Regions from separate parts of the Homo sapiens genome. Here region 1 is linked to region 2. A link is a loop called in an ENCODE intact Hi-C map of the cell type or tissue named here. Cell type or tissue: IMR-90. All regions are shown on one strand. Each heading gives the region's core, and the rest is flanking DNA. Links, peaks and the distances in the headings are about the cores only.

Evidence for each region. A loop is a pair of places that touch in the nucleus more often than their neighbours do. Peaks named below come from ENCODE experiments on the same cell type or tissue, not always from the same donor. Only the 100,000 strongest peaks of a DNase experiment are listed, where the experiment ranks them.
Region 1: it touches region 2 in a loop (14-fold over the local background); 27 of 110 quality-filtered maps call a loop at or near these places.

What each region holds. Positions count from the first base shown.
Region 1 is chr5:129,898,069-129,908,851 of GRCh38, reverse strand. It overlaps CHSY3 (chondroitin sulfate synthase 3), which reads right to left and starts at 4,387. Exons shown (of 3, transcript NM_175856.5): 1 at 3,221-4,387; 2 at 492-775. The coding sequence starts at 4,022. CHSY3-AS1 (CHSY3 antisense RNA 1) reads left to right here and starts at 2,925. Exons shown (of 3, transcript XR_002956248.2): 1 at 2,925-3,010; 2 at 9,343-9,391. RefSeq lists a silencer at 4,020-4,229. In IMR-90, for the core only: no CTCF peak of the experiment used is centred there; no DNase peak of the experiment used is centred there; H3K4me3 peaks cover 923 bases; H3K27me3 peaks cover 470 bases.
Region 2 is chr5:131,412,125-131,422,907 of GRCh38, reverse strand. LOC105379173 (a long non-coding RNA gene) reads left to right here and starts at 206. Exons shown (of 3, transcript XR_007058929.1): 1 at 206-898; 2 at 5,731-7,837. In IMR-90, for the core only: a CTCF peak has its summit at 5,452 (motif pointing right); a DNase peak (open chromatin) is centred at 5,457.

The DNA.
Region 1 (10,783 bases), core at 4,340-6,839, 1.5 Mb after region 2:
AAAAATATGTTAAATTTCCACTGGAAAATATCCAAAGAAACTTCAGATTTTAACCATTTAAAAACAAAGAGATGCCATTACACACCTAACCAAAATAAAATAAAATAAAATAAAAAGGCACAGTACCAAATGCTAAAGGCTACAGCTAAAGAGAAGAGTAAAATTAAACCTCTTGTTAGAAAAGGGAAATAGATTCACATGTATATAAGCACCAATAAATCAAGCAGGGGAGGATATAAGCATCTTCCAGAGATGTGGCCATAAGTATAGGCCACTGCTTAAAGTTAAGGGGCATGCTAATAACAAAGTCTCAGACAGGCCTGACACCTAATGAGAAAGTTATCTCCCACTCTTGTATCCCTTAAGGGCTGCTACTATCACTTTCAAGTAAATACAAAGATACAGAGAGAATGAATAGAATCGCTGCCCTAGATTATAAAATGGCATGTATATGTACTATGTGAACATTTTCATCACAGCTCCATGCTTACCTCGTAAGACCAGACACACTGAGTCCCACCAAAACGGCGAACGCATCTTCCTACTTCCACATCCTCATGAGTCGTGTACATTTCTCTAAGGCATTCACCAATATGTGGCACCATCCTCCTGAGAACTTCTCGGCTAAAGATCATGCCAGGTCCTCCCATACAGAAGTTTTCCCCAGGCTCCAGTCCCAGCTTTCCAAGCTCTTCAATATTCCCCAGGCCAGTCTGTCCCAGGTAGAGAGGCTTACTGCTGTTTAGCGATCTAAGAAACTCTTCTAATTTATCACCTACAAAAAGAAAGGCAACAATTACTATGTCTCCTTATTTCATAATCACTTATCATGTACAAGGTAAGGGACAGAACTTTCAACATTGTGCTTAAAATCCTCAGTCTTACACAACTGAAAAGAAGAAAAAGCCTCTTCCAATACTCTATTATTTTTAAAAGACTAATTCATAGTTATTAATTTAAACATATTAAAATTGTACCAGCTTCTGGTTAAGGTCACTGAAAAACCTTAACAGCTCTGACAATCATCAATTTTCTGTAAAAAGTGAAATAATGACAAGGAAAGTAAAGACAGGTTTCTTAGTACATTTGAAGTAACAAGAAGTTCCCAGGAATATAAAATAATATTAAATACTGGTATTTAGCATTGTTTTGGCTGACTCTTAATACCTAATAATTATTTTTTACTCATAATTGGTTTAGTTCAGTGTTTTGCCATTAACTAAACTTCAGTCATATACAACCCGCACAGTTTTGGAGGATGTTTGAATCAAACCTGTCTTGAAATTTAATTTGGGAAGGCACCTTTTTAGAAAAAAGTTTGTCAAAAATTAGTGTAATTGGTTTCACTTGCAGTTTGTTAAGTTCAGAAAAAACGTTTAAAAATAAAATTTTGCAGCTAAAACAGTTGAGAAGCACTTGGTATTCCAAGTGATACATTGGAATAAGTAGAGAGTCACCTTCTTCATATTCCCAGTCAGCATCTTTACTACCATTTTTGATGAGCACAGCATCTGCAGTCATTATCTTGATCCCATGCCTTGCCCCGTGTATCTCAATGAGTTTCAGCTATTATTGGATTCTTAATTCAAAACACATTTCATTCTTAATAGAAATTGAAATAATATGTCATTTTAATGTTCTGAAGGACAATCTTTCAAAGTATTAAAACAAATGAAAGAAGTAGGTGCTGTTAATGCATTTTATAAATTCCCTGCAAAATGTGGCAAACTTCTGCCAGGAAACCTTTGTAATTTTGAGATATCCAAGGCAAGGAACTTAAAGTAGAGGAAGCTTTCTTCTTTGAGTCAATCCTAAATACCACTGTTAAAAATGTAATGAGACCATTCTTTATTTTTATATCCAATTATCAGTATTTTCTATTCCAACCTGCTCTAGAGTGACTTCCCTCCTTCCAATCCAAAGCCAAGAAATCTCTAGTTATTATGATTACACTAATTCCTTGTGCCAAAATGCAACAGTTTGGGTTTATTGTTTGGCTTTTTGTTCGTTTTTCTTGCATTATGTGAAAAGTACTATCCGAATCAGGAGGAAGCAATGAGGCTACGAGTAGAAAGGCATAAAATAAGGAAGGGCTGCCCCCCTTTGACCGGGAAGCAAGGAAATGTGGAAAACACAGAGAAACCTCATTCGGTACAACCCTGCTGCTTCCCTTGCGTTGCTCCCCATCTCAGCAACTGGCTGGACTGGAAAGATTCACTTCTCTGACCTAAAGAACTTTGATCCGCTGAGTTTAGAAATTCTCTGTCCAGAGCCGCCCACATTCCGGGAAAAAGACCGCGCCTCTTTTAAACTGACAAAAAAAGTTTTTTCTTGCTGTGGCTGCCTGTGGTTCTGGGAAGGACTTCCAGCCTCTGCTTATCACCGCGGCCAACAAAATGCACTGGAAAGGAACCAATACTAGTGTGTGCTAGTACAGTCTGCTGTTCCCAGGGGTCTGGCTTATTAGCGGGTGCTTTCCTCTTTTCCCCCACCACCAATTCCTTACAACATGCCCATCCTCTCAGGGTTTTATTGAGGTGTGGCGGGGGGATGGGGGACGGCTTGGTGCTGAACTGTAGCGGCTGGAAGGAGCAGCGCGCTGGCACGGTGGGGATGGCCAAGGACTCCCAGTATGTGGAGAGTTGAGCCAAAGGGAAGGGAACACATAGGAAAGGGTCCGGGACAGCGAAGACGATTCCTCAATCTGAGCAGTTCCAAAAGTGCGCTAGATCCAGTTTAAACAAAAGAGCAAGATCCAAAGCCAGAACACTGGATCTCCAGACTAGTTGTAGCTAGCATCCTCCGTCTTCCCTTCCTGAAGACCACGCCCCTCTGGACCGATTGGGGAAACTACCATCAGCAGGGGCTTTCAGAGGAGGGCAGAGTGGGAATGGCCTTTGGTTTAGCTCTAAGGTTCCTTTTCTAACCTCTCCGACGAGGTAAAGACTAAGGGACAAGCGCGAGGCGGCACCGAAAACAGCAAGTGAGGAAGGCGAATAAAGCCAGGCAGGTGTGAGGAGGGTCCAGATTGCAGAAGACGAGGAACGGGCTACGAATTGTGGGCGGATGCAAGGGGTGGGGAGGGCGGGCCAGGGCCTGTGGGAGCCCGAAGCACGTGCTGGCAGAGAAGCAGCGGAGGGGCTGGGCAGGGGCTAGGACCGGTTACAGAGAAAGGAGTCGGGGAGACTGGCAGGCTGGAAAGCCGGCGCAGGGAGGTCACCTTTGATGTAGACATCGTCGTCGGCGCGCATGAACCACTCATACTTGTCCAGGTAGTGGTCGTGCATGTACTTGATCATCATGAAGGACTTTTTCTGGGGAGGATAGGAGTCGTCCACACCCGGTAGCGCGATGACAGGCAGGGGTGGCGGGGGCTGGCCGGCGTTGGGGGGCTGCTGGCTGGAAAAGAACTCCACGCGGCCCGGGATGAAACGCGCCCAGGTCCGCTGCGCGGCCAGCGCGCGGCTGCCCAGGTACTTCTGCGCGGTCATCACCCCCACGTACAGGAAGTCCCGGGGTCGGGCGCTCGGGGCGGCAGCGCCCCCGTCCCCGCTGCCGTTGTGGCTACTCCCCGGCCGGCCGTCTCTCCGCTGCCCAGCCGCGCCCCCGTCCTCCTCCTCGGGCTCCCCCTCGGCCGCTGGAGCACCGGGAAGCCCCGTCGCGCCCTCAGGCTCGCGTCCTCGCCGCCGCTGCTGCAGCGGAGGTGGCTGCTGCCAGGGGCTGCTTCGAAAACTGGTGATCCCGGGTGCTGCCTCGGGCAGCGGTGGCCCCTGGAGATCCTGGCGCGCGGGGGGCGGCGACTGCTCCTGCCGTGGTCGGGACTGGGGCTGGGGGAGCGGCTGCTGAGCGCCGGCGCGGGGGCCAGCAGCAGAGCGACCGTAGTAGGAGCAGAGGCTGGAGCCACGTCTCTTCCTCTCGCTCAGCTCCGCCACCCTGGGGGCGATGAGCCAGGACGCGGCGGTGAAGCCCAGCACCAGCCCTAATGCCACGCTCATCCACGGGCGGCGAGAGCGCACAGCCATCGCGGCTGTCCCGGGCGCGGACGCTCGCTGGGCTGTCGCGGCGCGGCACGCGGTTTCCCCGGCTCACACCCGCCCCTCCTCCGCCTTTGCGCCCCCAGCCGCGGCCGCAGCCGGCCGCCTAGGCGCCGACACCGGCTGGAGGTCGAAGCGCCGCGGACGCCTCGACTGCCGCGGGCTGCAGCTGCCTGCCGGGCTCCCGCTCAGCTCTGGGCCGGGGCTCCGAGCAAGGGTCGGGAGTGAAACTTCTCCCGGCGGCGGCGGTGGCGGCAGCGGCGGCAGCAGCGGCAGCTGGAGGAGCTGCAGGAGGAGGAGGAGGAGCAGCGGCGGCGGCAACGCGTCCGCTCCTAGGCTGCCACCCTGTCAGTGGCGCGCCTGGGCCCTCCCTCCTCCCTCCTTCCCGAGCCCCCGCCCTCACTCCCGCCTCCCGCTCCCCCCGCCGCCGGGCTCCGAGCTGGCCCGGAGGAGGAGCCGCAGGCGGCACCGCTGCCAGCCGGAGAGAAGCGCGGGCCGCGGTATTTCCCCGTCACCCGCCCTTGGACGCCCCCCGTCCGCGCCTCAGTCCAGAGCCGGCCTCCTCTCCGGAAGGAAACGATCCCTGTCGGGCCGCCTCCGGCTTGCAGCGCCGACGCCCCCTCTTCCCTCCTCCCCCAGCTCTTGCTCTTCGTCCCATTTCCCGTCCCGTCCCGCCCCTCCGCTGGCCTCCCGACACTCGTGTCTGGGGGCTCTACTGGCCTCCTCCCGGCGCCTAGGCTCCGCTGACCTCATCGGCGGAGCTCGGGTCCGGGAGCCCCCAGCAAGTTCGTTGCTGTCCCACCGTGCTCTCCTCCCCCGGCCCACAGCCGGGTACGTCCTGGCGTGACCCTTACCACTCTGCCCCGCCCCAGGTCCGCCAGGGCGCCACTCTTCGCGTTTTCCGTCCTTTCCACGTTGTTCTTACCGCTGCCACTCCGCGCCTTCTCTCTCTAGTCGGTCACTTGTCAGGAAACCAAACGTCCCATCCCAGCACCTCTCCTCCCAGCCTAACTTCCCTCCTACCTGCATCGTCCACCAGCTCTCCTCAGTCCTTCACAGAAGCACCATTGTCGTTAGGGTCTCTCCTAAGAAAATCTCTGAGGGATTGGAAATACTTATCCTGAAAGGCTAAGGGAGTTGGTGGTGTGTGGGGGTTCAATCCCCAAAGAACGTAAAAATCCCATGTCCTCCACCTGTTGAGTTGGAAAATGTGGGGCTGCCTAATGGTCTCCCCCTCGGCTCTCCTGATGATATCTGTTCAAGAAATGAGAACTATGGTCTATTTTCAGTCTTGGTAGAAGATTGGCTCAGTGGGACTGGCAAATAGTGGAGAAATGGGCACACATTCACAGGGCCAATACCCTGAAGATCCAAACGAAAGAAATTCTTACCCCCACAAAATAAGTGAACTTAATCAAAAAATAAAATGGAGGATATGATTTTTATTCTTGCCTATGAACCGTTTTATTTTCTAAGGCAAAGACAGGAAAATTTTACCTCTCCAATGAGGGAGGAAAATTGTCCAGCAACAGAATCTCAAAAAAAGTTAAGCTGTATTGGCCAAAATCATTGTGCCTTAGTTACGTTAGGAAGAAATTACCTGAAGGTATATGATTTTTGAAGAAGGGAGCATTAACAAATTTCTCTCTAAAGGTTGTGCATAAAGCTATAGTCTGGGGTGCATTTGGCATCCCAAGTACTTCCTTCTCTTCAAATTTCAGTCTTCTGTTTTAGACATCAAACGCAAAGGGATGGTATTGAATGGCATTAGACATAATGGCTCGATCCAGCGAGGTGCTGGCAGCGTCCCTGGAACACTAGGCCTGCCTGGAGCCTTTGGAGGAATGGTTCTTTCCACACCGGTCCCTGGCTGTGCATGAGCACGTCTGACTAAATGTTTCATCTGCTGGACAATGAAGCTCCTTTTCCATGTCTAGGTTTTTCCCAGAGACACTTGGGAATACAGATTACTGGGCTCTCTCAAAGTTAAATTTTAGTTAGAATACAAAGCTAGTCAAACAGGCCCCTTCTGATTTTTAAATCGTCAAAGGCATTTTAAAATTTCTAGAATAGTACTATTCAATAGAACTTTCGCTATAATGGAAATTTTTTTTTATTTGTGCTGATAAGACAGTAGCCACATAAAATTATGGAGCATTGAAAGGTGACTAGTGTGATTGAAGAAATGAATTTTCATTTTATTTAATTTTAATTACTTTTTATTTAAATAGCCCCATGTGGCTAGGGGTTACCATGTAGGACAGCACATTTACAGAGGATTTCCTATTGCATATGGTCAACAGTAAAGGACAAATAAGTCCACCTACACACCAGTACCCTCTCCCCTGCAGTATTCAACTGGGCTTTATGGTAATGGATGCCATTCATATTGTTGATCTACAAAATCATTAATTCTCATTGGGCATAAATAACCCAATTCATCAACTGTTTGGAATATTTGGAGAGGAAGTTAATTTCATTCACTTATTCAACAAGTGTATATTAGAGATTAAACATTAGACAAGGTGGAAGGCTCTGGACATGGAGATGTCAACAAACTATTCAGTGCTTCCCATCATGAAGCTTATAGTGCATTGAAGAAGACACATTAAACATCACACTAGGAAATGAATTACAATGGTGATAAATGATATGAATAGAAATACAGAGTACTCTGAGAATATTTATAAGAGCATCTAATTTAGTATGGGAGTCAGGGAAGGCACTAGAAAAGATTCAGATAAAATGAAATCATTGAAGTGATATTACATATGAGACAAGTGACCTTGGGCAAGTTGTGAAAATTCTAAGTTTTTGATTTCTCATCTGTAAATTCATTTCTGTGAGGCTTTATTAATATACTATATGAAGTGCTTAACATAATGTTTAGTTCATTGTAAACACTTGGGAAATGTTCTCATTTTCTAATCCCTTCCCTTATGCTAAAACGTCTCTCTCATGGTATCTATCATCTTATTTTTATTACATTTCATCTTTTCATTTATTTAACAGATACTTATTTAGTATGTACTGTGAGGCAGACACTATCACTGAGAAAAAAAACGTAGACAAAACAAAGTCCTGACTTCATGGGACTTGTATTCTAAGAGGAGATTACACACACACACACACACACACACACACACACACACGCATGCATGTGTGTATATGAAGTATTTTTACATATAAAGAAATATCTGTAATATGTCGGTGTAAGTGTTTATTTAAAAAAAAGAGAAGGATAGTGAGTGTATTATGTGTTGGGTGAGGCCACTTAAAACTGATACGTCAGGAAAGTTCTTTCTGATACTTTTAGCAGAAAACAGAAAAAAGTGAGGAAACTAATCCTGAAGATATCTGAAATAATACTTTTCAAGGAGAAGGAGTAGCTAACACAAGTCTTTGACACAGACATGGCATATTGAGACGCAGCAGAGGCCAAAGTAGATTGGAAAAAGGAGGAAGCGGATGACTTGTTGATAATTTAGGTCAGTGCTGAATAGAATTATAATGTGAGCCACAACTGCAAGATATATAATTTAATTTTTTTCTAGAAGCCTCATTTAAAAACAGGTGAAATTGATTTTCATACTTTTTATTCAACTTAATATACCCAAAATATCGGGAGATATTTTACATCCTTTTTATTAGTACTAATTTTTCAAAACCATTGTGTGCTCATCACTTACAGCACACCTGAATTCAAACTAGCCACATTTCCAATGTTCAATAGACACAAGTGGCTAGGGACTACCATATTGGACAGTGCATATATAGATCCTTGCAGACATTCATAAAGACTTTGGCTTTTATTCCGAGTGACAATGAAGCTGTTGTGTAGAGTAGTGATCTGGTTTTTATTTATTGTTTACAAAGATCATTCTAGCTCCTATGGGGAGAAAATAAACTGCAGTGGGACAAGGGTAGAATTAGAGAAAACATTTAAATCTTTATTGAAGTGACCTCATCACTTGAGAATAGAAGGGAAAAAACAAGCCTCTTTTTTTTTTCTTCCTGCACAGTGTCTGCCCCTTTCCTTATTTGTAATAAGTAGAAGCTTTGGGAAAAGATTTTTATGTAAATTTAATTTTATATGTATTCAGATTCCTGTTATTTGTGGGTGTTATTTGTGGGCGTTTCCCAAAGTCAGTGAAGTAATTTTCTCATCTCACTTTAGTTCTGAAGATACATGACTTTTAGAGGAGGTAATTTTCTGGGAAATCTCTATCAAGAACTCACTTTTTTATTTTCAAAACATTAAGTAATAAGTTATAGGAATAATTTTTAAAAATGTCAATTGGATGTAAGGGTTGTTGAGGAGGAAATTTTCATGGAACTAACATTGAAGAAAAATAAACATAATTGCATACCAAAATATAATAAAAATCTATATACTGTGTTAGAGGAAAGAATACACAAATATAGGTAATTCTATAATAATAACTCTGGAAAAAATGTCTCATATAGTTGCTGTTCTTATCTAAGCAAGAATGTGCCAATAAGTATACTTGTGAACCATCTCATAAAATCTCTGTGAAGCACCTCTATAGTGGATTTTGAGAAAAAAGCAATAATAAAATCCTTCTAAAATTATAATAGTTTACAAAGAAAATTACAAAACTGATTTTCTGTCTTTCCTAAACCCTTTAACTATTTCAAATATGTCCATATTAGACTACAGTAACATATGAATTATTTGCCACCTTCTCTGAGCTGTAGCTACTGGAACATAAGGTATCATCTGGATTCACAGTGAAGACAGATTTCTTCTTGTAGAGATTGTGTTCCTGTGGCTTTGGAAAGACTTTAATGTCAACCACCCCAAGACAAAGTCTGCTATACTTAGCAGAGAGTCTTTGAGCAAACTGCTCTAATGGGACTACATTAGATATTAAAACTAATTGGAAAAGGTTACTAATAACTTTAAAATCACAGAAAAGGCGCAAGTGACTTTAAAGGGTGGAATCATTCTTTGATCATTTATGAAAGTAAAAGGTCAATATATACATGAATGTTCAGTTTATGCTTCTGTTACAAGGTATAATCAAGATTAGGCTTGTACTGACACTTTGAATCAGGATTTTACTAAGCTATTTTGAATGTTATCATTTTTTCTTGACAGATCAAGGCTGAGTTAATTTCATTTGTGTGAAGCAACTGTGGCATCTAGTGGTTAATAATCATAATGGTAATTCAGTTTGTTCCTAAGGGATAAATTGTGTTACAAAATATTTTTATATTGCCAAGGAGTATTATAATCAGAGGGACATAATAAGATAACAATTTGATTCTATTTTTATTTTCTCAGAAATCAGCATGAGAAGATGATCAAAATTCATATATTGAAACATGAAAAGGTAAATTATTTATGGCATATCATAAAACTATGTAAGTTTCAGAGCCTGGTATTAATCTGCATTTAATCACCATGAAAATATTCCAGTAAATTTTTTTACACTGAGCAGATTTGATGCTACCAAAGGTTTATTAATCAAGAATTACTTTTTAGGTATGATAATGCTATTGTAGCCTTGTTTTTTTATACAAAGAGTCCTTATTTTCTGAAATACATACTGAAATGTTTATAGATAAAATGGTATGATATCTGGGATTTAAATATATGGGATGGAGGGAGGTGCTAAATGGATGTAGATGTGAATAGGGTCTGATTGGCCAGGTATTGATTACTATTAGGGTAGGTAATTATCTTCAGATAAATTTGGATCTCTATAATAAAAAGATTTTTAAAAAATACTTCATTTGTTTAAGGTCAGAACATACTCTTCATTTATTTTCTGTAGATTTACCTAACCAAGATATGGTCCACTTGTTTAAACAATCAGTGAGAAGATCAATTGAGGAGGAAAGAATGAAACTCCTCCTGTCACTTAGGAAAGGGTCAAAAAGCAATCAATTGAAATAAAAACATCCACTTCTTCCAGCCCTTCTTGGCCCCATGACAGTCTGAGACATAAGCAAAATACTCGGTCAAGCTTTTACAAAGAAAAAGGGACTATTTACACATGAGAATTTTTTCGTAAGTAGTAATAGTCTCTGATTAGGTAATGGGCTGCAAAATCTCAAGTTCCTAATCACTAAACTGAATTTATGCTAAAAAAAAAAGATTTTTATTTTTAATTGCCTCCGTTCACTACTTTCCTAAAATATGAATAATCTCCAATTCAATATTTCCTATCTCGGAAAACTTAAAATAAAATGCATGTGCCACCTTCTTTCTGTTGCTTTAATTGTCAACCCTGTTAATTATTGGTTTCCTTTCCTGTCCCATAGATCTGTGCTGTTCAGTAGAGATATAATATTATCCACATATGTAATTTAAAATTTTTTAGTAGCCACATTTTACAAAGCAAGGACATGTGAAATTAATCTTACTAATATACTTTATTTTATTTTCCTTAATGTATCCAGTTCCAGTAGAGAGTAGAGTTGTGGGTATTCGAGGCTGGGAAGCATAAGGGGGAGGAGGAGGAGAACTTGCATAAAGGATTCAAAATTACAGCTAGATAGGAGGAATGAGTTTGGGTGTTCTGAAGCATCACAGGGTGAATATGGTTCATTATCATTTTTGTATATTTCCAAAAAGCTAGAAGAGAAGATTTTTGAATGTTCACAGCACAAAGAAAGGTAAAATGTTTCAGGTGATAGGTATCATATGCTAATTACCCTGATTTGATCATTATATATTATGTACATGTATTAAAATATCACTCTGTATCCCATAAATATAT
Region 2 (10,783 bases), core at 4,002-6,501:
TGGCCAACATGGTGAAACCCCGTTTCTACTAAAAATACAAAAACTAGCGGGGCATGGTGGCGGGGTCGTGTAATCCCAGCTACTTTGGAGGCTGAGGTAGGAGAATCTCTTGAACTCAGGAGGCGGAGGTTGCAGTGAGCCAAGACTGCACCATTGCACTCCAGCCTGGGCAGCGAGCAAAACTGTCTCAAAAAAAAAAAAAAAGAAAAGAAAAAATACACATATTTATATTTGTATCAGATGGCACTGGTGAAATGAAATTTTTTTTAAGTAGAAAATAAGTATAATTGAAAAACGGCTACCCCAAAATATCAAGCTCTAATCCCTGGAGAACTTGTAAATATTACTTTATTTGGAAAAAGGGTCTCTGCAGATGTAATTAAGCATTTTAGAGATGAGATTATGAGTGGGGCCTGAATGCCATCACAAGTGCCCTTGTAAGAGAAACAAAGGAAGATACCAGAAGAAGGCAACATGAAGATGGCAGAGAGGGATGTAGCCACAAGTCGAGTAATGTTGACAGCTTCCAGGAGCTAGAAGAGACAAGGAAGGTATTCTCTCCTAGAGCCTCTAGAGGAAATGGTGCCTTGCCAACATCTTGATTTTGGATTTCTGGCCTCCAAAATGGTGAGATGATGAATTTCTGTTGTCTTAAAGCCACCCGATTTGTTGTAATCTGTTACAGCAACTCTAGGAAACAAATGCAAGTTACTATATATGTCTGATGTCAGAAATCCAGTCCCTGCAGTTAAGGATGTGTTGGTCCAGAAATACACTTCCTTTAACTTCTTCCACCCCCAAGAAGCACTTGATAGACGAAGAGAAGAACTGGCTCTCCCAGAAGGTGCCTCTGGAGAAGCCTGGTCAGCCTATTATTTTTCTCATTTCAGACATTCTGGTAAGTATATACTGGTATCTTGTGGTTTAAATTTTAATAGTGACTAATAATGCTAGGCATCTTTTCAAATACTTATTGACCATTTGGACCATTTTGTGAAGTCTATTCAGGTCTGTAATTGTTTACTATTTGTTGCTACAGTATTGAACTATTGATTTTTATAATGACCTTATATCTAGCTCTCTTGCTCAGTTCATTTATTAATGCTAACAATTTGTGGATTCTCTTGGAATTTTCTGCATACTCATATCTGTTCATAATAACTTATTTATTTCTAGTCATTTTGTATTTTCTTTTCTTGTCTTTTGTTGTTGTTGTTGTTGTTGTTATTGAGACGGAGTCTCGCTCTTTTGCCCAGGCCGGACTGCGTGGTGCTATCTCGGCTCACTGCAAGCTCTGCCTCCCAGGTTCACGCCATTCTCCTGCCTCAGCCTCCCGAGTAGCTGGGACTACAGGCACCCACCACTGCGCCTGGCTAATTTTTCGTATTTTTTTTTTTTTAAGTAGAGACAGAGTTTCACCGTGTTAGCCAGGGTGGTCTCGATCTCCTGACCTCGTGATCCGCCCGCCTCGGCCTCCCAAAGTGCTGGTTTCTTTTCTTGTCTTACTGCACTGGCCAAAATGCCCAGTATAGTGTTGAATAGAAGTGGTCAGAGTGGGCCAGATCCAGTGGCTCACACCTGTAATCCCAGCACCTTGGGAGGCCGAGGTGGGAGGATTGCTTGAGCCCGGGAGTTCGAGACCATCCTGGACAACATGGTGAAACCCCATCTCTACAAAAAATTAGCTGGGTGTGCCAGTGCACAGCTGTGGTCCCAGCTACTTAAAAGGCTTAGTTGGTAGAAGGATCACTTGAGCCTAGGAGGTGAGCTTTGATCACACTACTGCATTCCAGCCTGGGTGACAGAGTGAGACCCTGTCTCAAAAAGTGGTCAGAATGGAATTCCTTTCTTTGTTCCTGATCTCAGCGAGAACGCATTCGGATGTCACCGTTGAGCATAGTGATTGCTGTAGGATTTTGGTGGTATTTATGAGTTTAAGGAAGTTTTATTTATACCTTGCTAAGAAAGTATATGCTGTTGAATTATGTCAAATGCTTTTCTTGAATTTATTGAGATGATCAAATTATTTTTCTCTTACCTGTTAGTCTAGTGAATTAATAATATATTTCATAGTGTTAATTCCTCCGTGTCTACTCCTGCCCTCCTACCTCACCATTCGTTTTGTTAGAATAAACTTCCTACTTAGTCATGTTATTTCTGTGTATCTCTGGATTTATTTTGCAATATTTCTTTCTTTTTTTTTTTTTTCATTTGAGACAGAGTCTCGCTCTGTTGCCCAGGCTGGAGTGCAGTGGCGTGATCTTGGCTCACTGCAAGCTCCGCCTCCTGGGTTCACACCATTCTCCTGCCTCAGCCTCCCGAGTAGCTGGGACTACAGGCTCCTGCCACCACGCCCAGCTAATTTTTTTGTGTTTTTAGTAGAGACAGGATTTCACCGCGTTCGCCCGGATGGTCTCGATCTCCTGACCTCGTGATCCGCCCACCTCAGCCTCCTAAAGTGCTGAGATTACAGGAGTGAGCCACTGCGCCCGGCTGCAATATTTCATTTAGAATTTTAGCATCTGTATTCAAGAGAGAGGTGGTGTATAATTTTCCTTTCTTTTCATACCCTTGTCAGATTTTGGTGTTAATGTAAAAATGTCCTCGTGGAAAGAGCTGGAAGTTGTTTCCTCTTTGTCTATTCTTGGGAGAGTTTATGAAAGATTGAACTGTAGCCCTTTAGCCTCCCTGACTCTTGCCTCTGTCTCTTAAAATCTGGAAAAATTGGTGGACTCTGGTCTGGGTTTCCCCTCCCTTGCATTATGGCCTAGAAATGTTGTTCAGGAAATAAATTCTGGGGCAGCGGCAGGGCTTACCTCTTTTGTTTCATGTTCGGTCAGCAGTTACTGTTCTTCAGTGCCTGATGGCCCGTGTCTTAAGTGACATTGTTTTACCTACGTTGTTCAGTTTTTTAGTTGCTTCAGGCAGGAGGATAGAGTGACAGGTATTCCATCTTGACCAAAAGTAGAAGTCTATATATAAGATTTTAACACAGCTGTCTCAGGAAATGATAGAAGCACACACACACACACACACACACACACACACACACACACACACACACCCCTTCCCACCAAATCAGTAAGGAAATAGTGATTGGAACAACATAGTGAACAAACTTAATCTAATGGGCCTGTATAGAACACTGTATCAATAACTGCAAAATATATGTTATTTACAGATGAACATGGATCATTTATCAAAGTTGAATAAATGTTAGGCCATAAAGAAACTTACTAATAAATTTCAGAGGGCTTAAATCATATAGAGAAGGCAGTCTGATTACAGAAGAACTAAATAAAAATTATGAAATTTGGAAGAAATGTAGCTCCAAATCCAGTGGAAAATGGAAAGTATTTTGAACCGAATTGAAATGAAAATAAGAATATCAGAACCTTTTGGATATGATTACCCAGGCGTGGTGGCGAGTGTCTGTAGTCCCAGCTACTCGGGAGGCTGAGGCACGAGAATTGCTTTTTGAAAAAATAATTGGTAAACCCTTGGTGAAAATGATCAAGGGAAAAAATGGCAGAACTAACCAGTGTTGGAGATGGAAAAGAATTATTATTTGGTGGGCGGGGGTGGGGACAGGATCTTGTTCTGTTGCCCAGGCTGGGGTGCAGTGGTACAGTCATAGCTCATTGCAGCCTCAACCTCAAGTGATCTCCCACCTCGGTCTTCTGAGTAGCTGAGATTACAGGTGTGCCCGGCTACTTATTTATTTTATTTTTTTAAAGAGAAATGAGATATCACTATATTCCCTGGGCTGGTCTTGAATTCCTGAGCTCAAGCAATCCTCCCACCTTGGCCTCCCCAAGTGCTGGCGTTACAGGCATGAGCCACTGTACCCAACCAAAGAATTATTTTATTTATATATATATATTTTTTAATTTATATATATTTTTTATTTATGTATACTTATATATGTGTATATATAAATAAAATATATTTTTTATTTATATATAAAATATATATTTATATATACGTATATATACATGTATATATACGTATACATATATATGTGTATATGTATACGTATATATACATGTATATATACGTATATATAAATATATATTTATGTACATATATGTGTGTGTGTGTGTATATATATATATATATTTTTTTTTTTTTTTTTTTTTTTTTTTTTTTTTTTTTTTTGAGAAGGAGTCTCGCTCTCTCACCCAGGCTGGAGTGCAGTTGCGTGATCTTGGCTCACTGCAACCTCTGCCTCCCAGGTTCAAGCAATTCTCCTGCCTCAGCCTCCTGAGTAATTGGGACTACAGGCGCATGCTACCACACCCGGCTAACTTTTTGTATTTTTAGTAGAGACAGAGTTTCACCGTGTTAGCCAGGATGGTCTTGATCTCCTGACCTTGTGACCCACCCACCTCAGCCAGAATTACTATAATTACAAAGAAATTAGAGAGATATTAAGACACTTTGAGTAAGTAAAATGTACATGAAATATACAAATTCATAGAAAACACAGCTTAACAAAACTATAACAAGATGGAAAACTTCATAGTCCTCTATTAAAGAAATTAAATCCTCTTTAAAAGCTTTTCCACAGAGAAAACTTCAGTCTTGGATGACTTTACTGGTAAGTTCTACCAAACACTTACAGAAGAAATAACAAAGTTGTATAACAAAATTTCAGAAGTAATAAGGATTTCTTTTTTCTTTTTCTTTTTTTTTTTTTTTGAGACAGAGTCTCACTCTGTCACCCAAGCTGGAGTGCAGTGGCACTGTCTTGGCTCACTGCAACCTCCGCCTTCCAGGTTCAAGCGATTCTCCTGCCTCAGCCTCCCAAGCAGCTTGGGATTACAGGTGCGCACCACTGCGCCCGACTGATTTTTGTATGTATTTTTTTTAGTAGCGACAGGGTTTGACCGTGTTGGCCAGGCTGTTCTTGAACTCCTGACCTCAAGTGGTCTGCCCACTTCGGCCTCCCAAAGTGCTGGGATTACAGGCGCCTGGCCAGGATTCCTTAAATAAGGTAAAAGAAAATGTAACTCTAAATGAAGTGATTGATATATTTGACTATACTAGAATGCATTCACCAAAAAACACCATTTACAAAAACAAAAAGCCTGTAGAGTTGGGAAATATATTAATTCATATAACCGTCAAAGGACAGGTGTCCAGGTATGTAAAGTACTTCTGTATACCAAAGAAAAGGAACACCCAATAGAAAAATGGGCAAAAACCTTAATGAAGCACTTCATAAAAGAAAAAATTATCTAATAAACATACAGAGAAGTGCTTTATCTCATTCTGTAAAACTCTGCATAGGTTCGGAATTGGCCATGGCGAAGTGTTAACTGTGCTGCTGTCTAATGTGGAATGTAGTGGCAGATGAACCTGGGAAGAGGAGAAACAAGAAAAGGGCTGAAAGGGGGAAGAGATGGTAGAAGAAAAAAAATACGTTGGATACAGTGGAACCACCAGGTGGCGCCACGCTACAATATGACTCTTGGAAGTCTCCTTTTAAAGAGAGAGCAAGGTAATTTCTTAGTCGTCATTGCAGATGTTTCTGCAGCCAATAGTGAAATATTTGACAAAATTGAAGCATTTCCAAACCAGGAAATGTCATAGAATTTTAGGTTCTAGTTGGATAATCTTTGGATAACAGTGAATGATAGTATGGTATTAGCAATACTCTAATATGTATATTGTTTGTAAATGTGGGCATAGGATTTGCAATACTCAGTAAGCATTGGATTTTTTCAGGGACCACAAGAGAAACCTACCAGAAAATACAAATGGTCCAACTCTGAATGGGAATGAAAAACATACCTGTACAAAATATGCACTAAAAAAAAAAAATCAGAAGTCTAACAATATATATTGAACAACTGTGTATTACAAAGACTCCCTGGCAAGTTCTCATCTGTTCTGACCAGTTGGTATTTTCAGCGTTCTTCTTTCACTTTGGCCATTTTGGTTGGTATGTAATGGTATTGTGGTTTTAGTTTGCATTTCCCTAGTTATTAGTGGGGTTGAGCACCTTTTTCATATTACTATAGGCCATTTCCTCTTTTATGAAATGCCTTTGTAAGTATTCTTTTCTAAATCGATTTCGAGGTGTTCTTTATATATTCTGGATCTGACTCCTTTGTCAGCTATACCTGTGGCAAATAGCTTGTCCCTCTCTGACTTGCTTTGTCATACACTTAATGGTGTCTCTTGAGAAGTTCTTAACTTTAAACTAGAGAAATGTATTATTCTTTTCCTTTATAGTTAGTGCTTTTTGTGTTGCAGGGTTTTTATTAAATCATTTTCTACTGACTTTTTTTTTTTTGAAATGGAGCCTTGTTCTGTAGCCTAGGCTAGAGTGCAGTGGCGCCATCTCAGCTCACTGCAGCCTCTGCCTCCTGGGTTCAAGTGATTCTCCTGCCTCAGCTTCCCGAGTAGCTGGATTTATAGATGTCCACCACCACTCCCGTCTAATTTTTGTATTTTTAGTAGAGACAGGGTTTCACCATGTTGGCCAGGCTAGTCTCAAACTCCTGACCTCAAGTAATCCACCCACCTCAGCCTCCCAAAGTGTTGGAATTACAGGCGTGAGCCACTGCACCCAGCCTTTGTGTTCTGCTTAAGAAGTCCTTACTCTAAGTTCATGATTATATTCTGTGTTACATTTTAAATGTTTTGCCTTTTAAATTTAGCTCTAAAACAGATCTGGAATAGATGTTTATGTGTAGTATGAGGTAGGAGTCAGGTTTCATTCCTCTACCTACAGATTGTTCCTGCACCATTTATTGAAAAGACATTTTGTCTAGTGCACTTCACTGCCATCTTTGCTGTAAATCAAGTGTCCATATATACTTGAGTGTCCAGTATACTTGAGTTTATTTCTGGGGTCTGTATTCTGTTTCATTAGCCTGTTTATTTCTCCATTTTCCAATACCACACTCTTAATTACTCTAGTATTACACATATCAATATCTTAATGAGAAAGTTCTCTAACCCTGTTCTCCTTTTTTGATGTCTTGTATCATTGTATTTCCAAAAAATTTTAGAACCAGCTTACCAACTTACACACAAGTACACTTACACATATGCATACAATTGCAATTTTCATTGTGATTTTCTTGAATCTATATATCATTTTGAAGGAGAGTAACATCTTGAAATTTAGTCTTCTGATCTATGAATGTAGTATATTTCTCCACTTAGATTTTCTATTGCTCTGTTTTATTGTTTTGGTTTAAGAGTTTCATACTTTTTATGTAAGATTTATTTTTAAGCAGTATGTTTGATGCTATTATAAATAGTAGCTTCTAAATTTTCAGTTGTTAATTATTCTCTCTTTTAAGAGATGGTTTCTTGCTCTGTTGCCCAGGCTGGAGTGCAGTGGTGCAATCACAGCTGACTATAGCCTCGACCTCCTCCAAGGTAGAAGGGACTACAAGTGCACACCACATGGACCCAGCTAATTTTTTAATGTTTTTGTAGAGACGGGGTCTACTAATTTTGCCCAAGCTGGTCTTGAACTCCTAGGCTCAAGTGATTCTCCTGCCTTGGCTTTCCAAAGTGTTGGGATTACACTTACGAGCCACTGTGCCCAGACTTTGATTATTTTTTGTCAAATAGAAATAAAATTGATTTTTTAATGTTGTTCCAGTGTCCAACAGTCTTACCAAACTCACTGAATCCTAATAATAATAATAATCTCAGATTTTCTATATAGACATGTAATCTGCAGCTAAAGGCAGTTCTATTTCTTCCTTTCTAATTCTTATGCCTTTTATTTTTTCAGTTACCCAGAACTTCCAATATAATGAATAGAAGTGATGATAGAGAAAAACTGTCAACAATAAATACACTGTGTGCAGTAAGTTTTATGTATTAACTCTTTGTCAGATTAAGAAAGTTCCCTTCGATTTATAATTTGCTGGAACTTTTTAATTATTAATAAATGTCAGACTCTATCAAATGCTTTTTCTGCATGTATTGAAATAATTGTGGGTTCTTGCTCCTTTATTCTATTAACATGTCCCAATTACTATGGCTGTGTAACAAATCAACCCAAAATTTAGTGGCATGAAACAACCATTTATTATGCTTGTTTATTGTTCAGGAATTTGCACAGGGTTTAGAAAAGCTGGCTTTTCTGTGCTCCACAGTGATTAAGGCCTTAGCTGAAAGATTCAGGCTCAGGACAGGAATTATTTGAAAGCTCATAGCTGAGAGTTAATGCTGGCTGTTGTTTGAGGCCTCTATTCCTGACCACGTGAACCTCTCCATGTGATCTCTCCATATGGGCTGTTTTGGCCTGCCTCAGATCATGGAGGTTGAGTTTCAAGGGCAAGTATCGCAAAAGAGAGAGCCAGGCAAGCTGTATCACAGTGTGTCACCCAGGTTCAGTGACAGGGAAGCAGAGGAAATTGTTGATAAAAAGTAACAAGGTTCTAGAAGACCATGTCAGAGAATATTGCTGTGGCTGTTTTTGAAAAATACAGTCTGCCACCCTGGTGTCCTAGTAGTCATGCCCTTTGCCATTTTCTACTGTATCATCCCCTTGGTTATGATTGAGACCTGTGAGTTGCTTCACAGCAATAGAAAATGGCAAAGGTGGTGTAATGTAGCTGCACGATTATGTTACACTGTATAAGACTCCATCTTGCTAGCAAACTAGCTCTAGGCTCTCCTTGGCTTAATGAAGTGCACATGTTGAGGAGGCACATGGGGACATGAACTGCAGGAGGCCTCTAGGAGCTAAGGGAGGACTGCAGCCAATAGTCAGCAAGAAGCCAGAGCCCTCAGCTCCCCAGCCACAGGAAATAGATTCTGTTAACCATTTGCGTGAGATCGAAAGTGGCTTCTTCCCTAGTTAAGCCTAGACAAAAACAGGCTACAGTTCAGTGATCTCTGAAGGTAGTACTGAAAAATTCAGTGTCCTGTTGGATAAGGTGCTCATCCTTTCTAAATTTCAGTTTCCTAATTTTTAATGACAATATTGTTATCTGTAGGGGTTCAAATAAAGTCCATTCCATTCTGATTGGGAGAGCACAGTGTATATTTTACACTGGAATACTTGAAATGCATTTTATATAACATTTAAAATACATATTTCAAAAATATTTCTTTAAATTATCAATATTAAAAGTAATATTATTTAAATTATTATCAAATAAAATCTCTCTGTCAACAACAGAAAACCCAATTTAAAATGGGCAGAAGGTCGAGCAATGCCTGTAATCCCAATACTTTGGGAGGCCAAGGCAGGAGGATATCTTGAGTTCAGGAGTTTGAGACTAGCCTGGGCAACATAGAGAGACCCCATCTCTACAGAACATTTTAAAAATTAGCCGGGCATGGAGGCGCGTGCCTGCAGTCTCAGCTACTTTGGAGGCCATTCAGGAGCGTCACTTGATCCTGGGAGGTTGAGGCTGCAGTGAGCCGTAATCACACCACTGCACTTCAGCCTGGGTGACAGAGGGAGACTCTGCCAAAAAGGGGTTGGGGGCAGCAAAAATGGCCGAGCACTGTGGCTCACACTAGAATCCCAGCACTTTGGTAGGCTAAGGCAGGAAGATTACTTGAGCCCAAGAGTTCACGACCAGCCTGGGCATCATGGTGAGACCCTGTCTCCACAAAAAATTTAAAGATTAGCCAGGCGTGGTGGCAGATACCTGTAATCCCAGCTACTCAGGAGGCTGAGGTGGGAGGATCGCTTCAGCCCAAGAGATGAGGCTGCAGTGAGCCCTGATTTTGCCACTGCACTCCAGCCTGGGTGACAGAATGATACCCTGTCTTTAAAAAAAAGGTAAAAGATTTGAATAGATATTTCTCCAAAGAAGATAACAGTTGGCCAACAAGCACATGAAAAGTGGTTCAGTGTCACTAATCCACAAGTCAAAATCACAACAAAATACCACCTCACACCCATGAGGATGGTTACTGTCAAAAAAATTGAAAATAACAATTGTTAGAGAGCATGTAGAGATATTAGAAGTCATGTACACTCTTGATGGGAATGTAAGTAATGCAACTGCTTTGGAAAATAATATGTAAGTTCCTCAAAATATTAAACATGGAATTACCATATGATCCAGCAGTTCCACTTCTGGGTACATATATATGTGTGTGTGTGTATATATACATATATGTGTATATATATGTGTGTGTGTATATATACATATATGTGTATATATATATATGTATATATGTGCAAAAGAATTGAGAGTAGGGTCTCAAAGAGATATTTGTACACCCTTGTTCATAGCAATATTATCAGCAATGGCTAAGGTGGAAGCAACCCAAGTGCCCATCAGTGGATGAATGGATAAAATGCTGGATGCATACAATGAATGAAACATTATTAACCTTGAAAAGGAAAGAAATTCTGACATGCTGCAAAATGGATGAACCTTTTTACAATTGTTTTAATTTTTTTTCTTTTTCTTTTTTTTTTTTTTTTTTTTTTTTGAGACGGAGTTTCGCTCTTGTTGCCCAGGCTGGAGTGCAGTGGTGTGATCTTGGCTCACTGCAACCTCCGCCTCCTGGTTTCAAGTGATTCTCCTGAGCCTCCCGAGTAGCTGGGATTACAGGCATGCACCACCATGCTCGGCTGATTTTTGTATTTTTAGTAGAGACAGGGTTTCTCCATGTTGGCCAGGCTAGTCTTGAACTCCCAACCTCAGGTGATCCGCCCACCTCGGCCTCCCAAAGTGCTGGGATTACAGGCGTGAGCCACCATGCCCAGCCAATTGTTTTAATTTTTAATTTTTTTTTTTTGAGATGGAATCTCGTTCTGTCACCCAGGCTGGAGTGCGGT